2 separate regions of the Homo sapiens genome follow, and region 1 is linked to region 2. A link is a contact called in ENCODE Hi-C or POLR2A ChIA-PET data. All regions are on one chromosome and are shown on one strand. Each heading gives the region's core, a stretch centred on a gene start or an enhancer-like site at or near the end of the contact. The rest is flanking DNA. Distances are from core to core; before and after follow the strand shown.

The links. Hi-C counts contacts between places; a loop is a spot of excess contacts on that map. ChIA-PET counts read pairs that join two places held with the same protein, here RNA polymerase II (POLR2A). Pooled maps may share reads with other maps.
Region 1: a map of heart right ventricle shows a loop between it and region 2 (6-fold over the local background). The contact joins two enhancer-like sites. A Hi-C loop is called at or near these places in 24 of 168 maps with a recorded cell type or tissue (Right ventricle myocardium inferior, aorta, ascending aorta and 12 more) and 6 of 50 pooled maps. POLR2A ChIA-PET finds 5 or more read pairs at or near these places in 4 of 52 experiments (A673, H1, K562 and 1 more).

Annotation. Positions count from the first base shown.
Region 1 is chr10:95,541,363-95,544,638 of GRCh38, reverse strand. All of the region lies in intron 1 of SORBS1 (sorbin and SH3 domain containing 1), which reads left to right. Among named protein-coding and RNA genes, the nearest start is that of SORBS1, 18 kb to the left of the region's middle. Within about 2 kb of position 1,681, at least 3 of the 41 ENCODE cell types and tissues checked have a DNase peak (open chromatin) inside an H3K27ac peak, as active enhancers do; they include heart right ventricle, where a contact is called at or near this core.
Region 2 is chr10:95,507,021-95,510,671 of GRCh38, reverse strand. All of the region lies in intron 1 of SORBS1 (sorbin and SH3 domain containing 1), which reads left to right. Among named protein-coding and RNA genes, the nearest start is that of SORBS1, 53 kb to the left of the region's middle. RefSeq lists an enhancer at 1,087-2,713. Within about 2 kb of position 1,758, at least 6 of the 41 ENCODE cell types and tissues checked have a DNase peak (open chromatin) inside an H3K27ac peak, as active enhancers do; they include heart right ventricle, where a contact is called at or near this core.

The DNA of each region.
Region 1 (3,276 bases), core at 432-2,931, 34 kb before region 2:
CAGACCTCCCTGGGCTGTCTTGCAGATTGGCATTTATTTTGAGTGAGTCCTTAATTTGAGGAGTATAGGGTGTTCCCTTTTATCATAGGCAAGGAAGAAACAGTGCTGTTAGAAGATGTAAAATATTTAACACTCTCTTTAAAAAATTAACTGTCCAGGAACCTTTGATTGCTGGTGCCTATGGCAACATGCATGGTTTTCAGGAGTGTCTTCTCGGAGTCCCTGGGCTCCTCAGAAGGGGTGATATGGGGGTCCATGGGTTAGGGGTGATGTGAGGGTCCAGTCTTGGGAGGGCTGGCTGGGAGGCCAAGAGCCCACCTGTTCTGCTTGGCTTAGAGGCTGGGCAGTAGCAGGGCTGAGCCACTGCCTCAGAGGGTGGTAGTCGGGGGTGGTCTGTTTTGACAAGTGGAGAGGAGTGAAGGGGAGAAGGAGAGCTCGCCATCCTTCTTGGGCTTGCTGAGTTTATGCATTTGTTTTGTTTTACTGGCCTCTGTTAGTCCCTGGTGCCTACCGTTCTCCGTCCAGCCTCAGGACTTTTGCGCATGTGGTTTCCTTAGCCTGGAATGTAAAGGGAGCCTTCCTTCCTGACCTGGTTCGTGCCTCTTACCCCTCAGATCTCACCTGGAGCGTCATGTTCTGGGGAAATTATCTCTGGCCCTGCTTCCTAGGTGACACTCTCCTGTTTGAGGGCTCTTATGGTTCGGTGGTCTTTGTTACACTTTTTTGGAAAATCATTGTTTGCCCACCCTACCAGCCTGTAGGGTTATGACAACAGTGGCCAGGGCTCTTTCTTGTCACCAGTATGTCCCCAGTACCTAGCACGGGCCTGGCCTACAGAGGGGCCCCACTATCTGTTAAGTAAATTAATTCATTTTTTCATTTATTATGTTTTGGGTTCGGTAGAGATCCTGGGAATACAACGAGAATGAAACACCCCTGCTGTCCTCACCGAGCTCCTAAACTAGAGCAGTAGATAAGCAGTGCTCAAGATAGCCATTGAGGGCAGGAAGAAAGCTTTATCAGTTGGAGTTCTGTTTATGCTTTAACTAAAGGAAAGACTTAGCTTTCCTATTTATAGGAGTACAGATTTATAATTACTTTGTAAGTATCCTCAAAACTATTTCACAAATAGGAAGGTGTGATCAAAAAGTTTGGAGACTACTGGTCTGAAGGGAGAGGTAGGAAAATGAAAGGGTTTTTTTGTTTGTTTGTTTTTTGTTTTGTTTTGTTTTGTTTTTTGAGACAGAGTTTCTCTCTTGTTGCCCAGGCTGGAGTACAATGGTGCGATCTTAGCTCACTGCAACCTTCGCCTCCCAGGTTCAAGTGATTCTCCTGGCTCAGCCTCCTGAGTAGCTAGGATTATAGTCGAAAGGGTTTTTATGCCAAAGTGTGATGAACAATATGTTAGGGCAAGTACAGGGTGCCATGAGGGCATGTGGGTTGGGGGGTGAGCTGGAATCCAACCAGAGGACAGAGGGACCGGCACATGCAAGGGCAGGCTTAGTGGATTGGGAGAAGGGCACATACTTTAGTAAGGCAGGAGGAGGGCTTGCTACTGGGATTGGGAGGGGTTAAGAGTTAGGATTACTAAGAGAGATGAGACTGGGCCCCTGCCTGCAGCATGGGCATAGTCTAGCAGTGGTGCAAATGTGCCTTAGGAGAGACACAGCATGAGGAATACTTGGCATTCAGAAGAGGGTATATATTTTGCTTAGCAGGGATCGGGCCTGGTCATGCTTTAAAAATGGAACATGCTCAAGATCACAGAGGCCCCTCTCTTCATTGTAGAAGGGGAAGAGGAGGGTGCTGGAGGTTGACTTCAAGGCTCTTTAAAGCCCATCTCAGGAGAATGACATTCTCCTTGGTCTCCTGCTACCCAGTGGGATTTTTATCCTAATGTGATTTAGACCCCTCCTCAGGTTTTATTCTGCAGGTTACAACATTGTATAGGAACAAGAAAATGGCGTATGGTATATGTAAATAAGCATATTTGGTGTGTTTACTTACCTGTGTAATCACGCACACTCCCTTCTTTTCTTTGTTTGTTTTCAAGTCCCAGGGCTTGAAGTAATTACGTAATTAGAATCCACAAAGAGTATGGCGAGATAAGGTGTAATTAAAGAGGAAAGCCTAATTTTGGAAGAATGATAAGAGGTCATTTGACTCAGTCTGGGCCCAAATCCAATCTTGGAAGAACAGTGAGAGGTCATTTGGATGTAGGCAGCTTGAGGCCACCCAGGAGCCCAGACTGGCCTCAGAATTGGACAGATTCTGTTTCAGTTCACTGTGAAAGCCACTCATTGAGCATCCTCTTGGTATAGGGTATTGTGGGAGGCCCAGCTATGAGTAAGGAACAGAAGTCCTAGATCTCAGGGAGGACATGGGGAAATAGGGCCTGAGAGTAAAGTGGAGAGATGGCTCCTGGGGACAGGGTGGGGGGCGGTGTGGGGAAGGATTCACAGAACAGGTAGCATTTAACTTGTGCTTTGAAATGTAAGGAGGGTTTCAAGAACATGGACAAGAACTTTCTGGGTCTATTGGAGACACTCAGATAATATTTGTGGGATGAATGCCAGGCTGAGGTTGGAGGCAGAAGGAACATGGCCATATTGGTGGATGGTCATTTTGCAGTTTGGTGATGAGGTCAAGCTTGTACAGCTCAGACAGTGTAGTGACAACTCACAGCCAGGAGGCCAACAGGCTTAGGCCCTGAGTGTGTAGTGAGGATTGTGTGCAGAGGAGTCAGAGAGCACTGCGGGGGTCATGGGAGGCCTCCTTGTGGAGGGAAACTTGGACAGAGCCTTGAAGGACCAATAGGAGGGAGGAAAGGGGAGAAGGAAGGACCCTCCAAAGGAAGGGAATGACATGGGTACCTAGAGAGGGATTAGAGAGGAGATAATCCCCGCAAGAGGGGAGGGGTACATAGGGGAGCAGGGTGAAACCAGCTTGGCAGGGGTGGGTAAGACTGGTTTCTGGGGGTTGGGCATGTTGGGCAGGACAGGATTGATCCAGTGGGATAGAGGAGCCATGGCAGATTGTTGGACAGGTGAGTGGCATGAAAAAGGCATGTTAGGGCCAGAGGAATCTGGCCCTGGTGGGTGGGATGGGCTCTGGGGAGCTCAGCCTCAGCTCCTGGGCATGAGGTGGTAGGGACCAGGCAGTAGGCTTGGGAGGTTGGGGCCCTCTGCAGTTTCTTATCACGGAAGGGTTCTGGTCTTGGATGAGAGAAATAAGGCAAGGGAGGAGCTGGAGGTATTTGCAAGGTCCCAGCCTGGG
Region 2 (3,651 bases), core at 509-3,008:
TTTGACAACCTGACATACCTACCTGTCCTTTTAGAATGAACGCTTGATACTGACTGATGGTACTGTAAGAAGCAAAGACCCTATTTATTTAATAATCTTCAAAATAAAATGCTTTTTCTCAGGACTTCAAGACCAGCCTGGCCAACATGGTGAAATCCTGTCTCTACTAAAAATACAAAAATTAGCTGGGCATGGTGGCAGGTGCCTGTTATCCCAGCTACTTTGGAGGCTGAGGCAGGAGAATCACTTGAACCTGGGAGGTGGAGGTTGCAGTGAACTGAGATTGCACCACTGCACTCTAGCCTGGGAGGGAGAGTGAGAATCTGTCTCAAAAAAAAAAAAGCTTTTTCTCCCCCAGACAAAAACCTTATTGTCTTTAGATGAGCCCAAAGAGTTAAAGAAAATTGTCTGTATTGATACACGAATATACATATATGCATACATAAAAAGAGAAAAGGAAATACTTTCATATCATCCAGCAGTTTTTTTCTGGGTGGTAATTTTATGACTATTTTTTCTTTTTTTGGTGGGGGGAAGGGTGAGTTATTTTCTATCTTTTTAAAAACAGTGAACAGTATTACTTTAATCAGAAAAGGAGTTATTAAGATATAGTGCTCTGGTTGAAACATATGGATAAACAATATTTAAATACAGTATTATTATTTACCTAAAGTGTTATTTACTTTTTATAGCTTAAGTTTGGAAATGCATGCATTTAGTGTATATTAGCCCTTCCCCTGCTTTCTTCTAGCTTTTAAAATTTGTAATTTTTACCAGAGTTACACAGGCATAGAGTTTCAAGAATCCAATATTTCTACATGACTGCAGTCTCCGACACCGTCACCGTTAGCCCCCTGCTGCCCCGGTGGCAGCCACTTTAAAATCTTAGCTGATTCTTTTGATATTTACTTCCACATTTGATAGTAACCTGTATGTTTTACTACCTTTTGGACATCATCTGTTAACTTATCACCATGTAAGATGAAGATTTGGTTCTCTTTTCCTTTCCCTTCTCATCCTTGTTTTTTTTTTTTTTTTCTTCTTTTTTTTTGAGGAAGAAAAATCCTGTCTTCTCTGAAAATCTTGGGTGTCAGGCCTTATCCGAGAGGGACAAGGTTTCCTTATTTGGAATAATATGTGCATTCTTTGGCCTTTTGTGATTTTGCCAATAAGACTTTTAAAGTCTGCTCCAAAACTCTAAGTTATTGGCTTGAACTGGGCCATGTGTTGCTATGAGCTCTGTAGACCAAATAAAACCAGGGGATTGTCAGAATCTGGATTGAATTTAAGGCATCTCCTGGAGGTTGTTTTTTGGACCAAATTACAGATTACCAATTATTTTATCCTTTGCTTTGGTCATAAAAGTAAGAGTGTAGAGAAAATATACAACCCTAGTTCATTGTTTGCTGGCCTCTGGAAAACTTGGGGCAAGGGGGCGGTCCTAGAAGGTACCTTCCTTGAGCTCTCAGTTTCAGGAAACTCTCAAAAGACGGCTTCTGTTCATATTTGGTGATGTACAGGGTTTGTGAGGCAGTGTGTGGGGGACCCAGCTGGATTTGTATAAAGTCCCAAGAAGTGCTCCTTTTCCAGAAGGGCTGCTACAATCCAATCTCAGGAACGTGGACTGTTATCTGAGTTCTGACAGTTTCACTTTGTTCCCAGGGCCACCCCCAGTCACCTCCAAATTCTTTGTATAATTCCAGAGGCCATTCCTCTGGGCTTATCCTGCTTCCTCCACGCTGGTGAATAACTCCCACCTCCTGCCCTTTGTCTCTCTATTTATGGCCCTTCTGAGTTCTGGAGAAGACTTCACTGGGACTTACGTCAGTGAGCTTAACATCTTTCTCATTAATGAGGAATGAGAGAGAAGGCAACAGGACAATGCCCCCATGGCTTCCACTGTAAGAAAGTTGAAGACTGTGAATCTTAAAGTTATTAGAGCAGTTGGAAGCCACACGGTTTTAACAGTTCTACTTGTGTACCTCTGGCAATGAGGAACTCACTCTCTAGGAGCCACTCTTTCCATTGTTGGATAGCTCTTCTCATTGGAAAGCTCTTTCCCGCTGATCTGACATTCGTGTCTGGAACTTTCATCCATTTCAGAGGATAGGAGCATTCTTGACGGTACAGTTTGTCCAACCAGTCAACACATTACTCTTCCTTTTGTTCTGACATAAGTGGTATAAAATGAGGTAATAGATGCATTTTGAAAAAAGTAATGGCACTATACAAATGCAAGAAATGTTATTGATAGGCTTTTATGGCTTAGATGAGTCTGACTTGAACTTTCAGCATCATATACTCCATTAGTCGAGAACATTGCAGTGACCTTTTTTAGGAAGCAGTTTCCTGGAGATTTAATCAGTGTAGAAAAATACCATATTCAGCCTTTATTCCACAAAAGTGTCAAATATTTACATGTCTGAATAGTCTGGGCTGGGTGTGCCGGCTCACACCTGTAATCTCAGCACTTTGGGAGGCTGAGGTATGAGGATTGCTTGAGCCCAGGAGTTCAAGACCAGCTTGGGCAAAATGTTGAGATCCCATCTCTACAAAATACTAAAAAAATTAGCTGGGCGTGGTGTTGCACCCAGAAGTTTGAGGCTGCAGTGAGCTGTGATCATGCCACTGCACTCCAGCCTGGGCGACAGGGTGTGACTCTGTCTCAAAAAAAAAAAAAAAAAAAAAAGTCTGGGCCACTACTCTTTTGGCTTAGATGCCCTTTAATTTCTTCCTTTCGCTTTCCTTTTTTTTTTTTTTTTTTGATAGAGTCTCGCTCTGTCACCCAGGCTGGAGTGCAGTGGTATGATCTTGGCTCATTGCAACCTCTGCCTCCTTGACTCAAGTGATTCTTCTACCTCAGCCTCCCGAGTAGCTGGGATTACAGGCATGTGCCACCACACCTAGCTAATTTTTGTATTTTTAGTAGAGATGGGGTTTCGCCATGTTGGCCAGGCTGCTCGAACTTCTGATCTCAGGTGATCCGCCCTCCTTGACCTCCCAAAGTGCTGCAATTACAGGCGTGAGCCACCGTGCCTGGCTGCCCTTTAATTTCTATGTGTCCCGTTTTGTTTTTCACATATCTCCCTCTATGTGATCATGTGTGTGTGTTTAGTTTTAAAATTCTGTTTTTTTGAGAGAAGAAAGATATTGAGAGCTAACTCTGATACCTTTAAAAATGAAATTCTGAAGTTGAAGATTAAATTACTTATACATTTTATTAATTGATATCTTCCAGGAGGAAAATATCGTGTTTTGTGCAAGGGAAGATCAGGCTCTTTTTGATGAAGGGATAGCAGAATGGTTAAGAACAGGCTTTCTGAGTGGTGGCGGCTCTGTAATCCCAGGGCCTACCCATCCCTCACCTCTAAGTGCCTGTATTCCTTCCCAAGTCCTCACCCACCTGTGACTAGATATGGTTAGGGAGGAGGACCAGTTTTGTAAATACCAGAACAAGTATCTTCTAACTGTATTTGAGTCTTGATAAAGATGAGTCTAACACGCAGCTGTTGGCGGGGAGCAGTGGCTCACGCCTGTAATCCCAGTTCTTTGGGAGGCTGAGGTGGGCAGATCACCTGAGGTCAGGAGTTCGAGACCAGCCTGGCCAACATGGTGAAACCCCGTCTCTACTAAAAATATAAAAATTAGCTG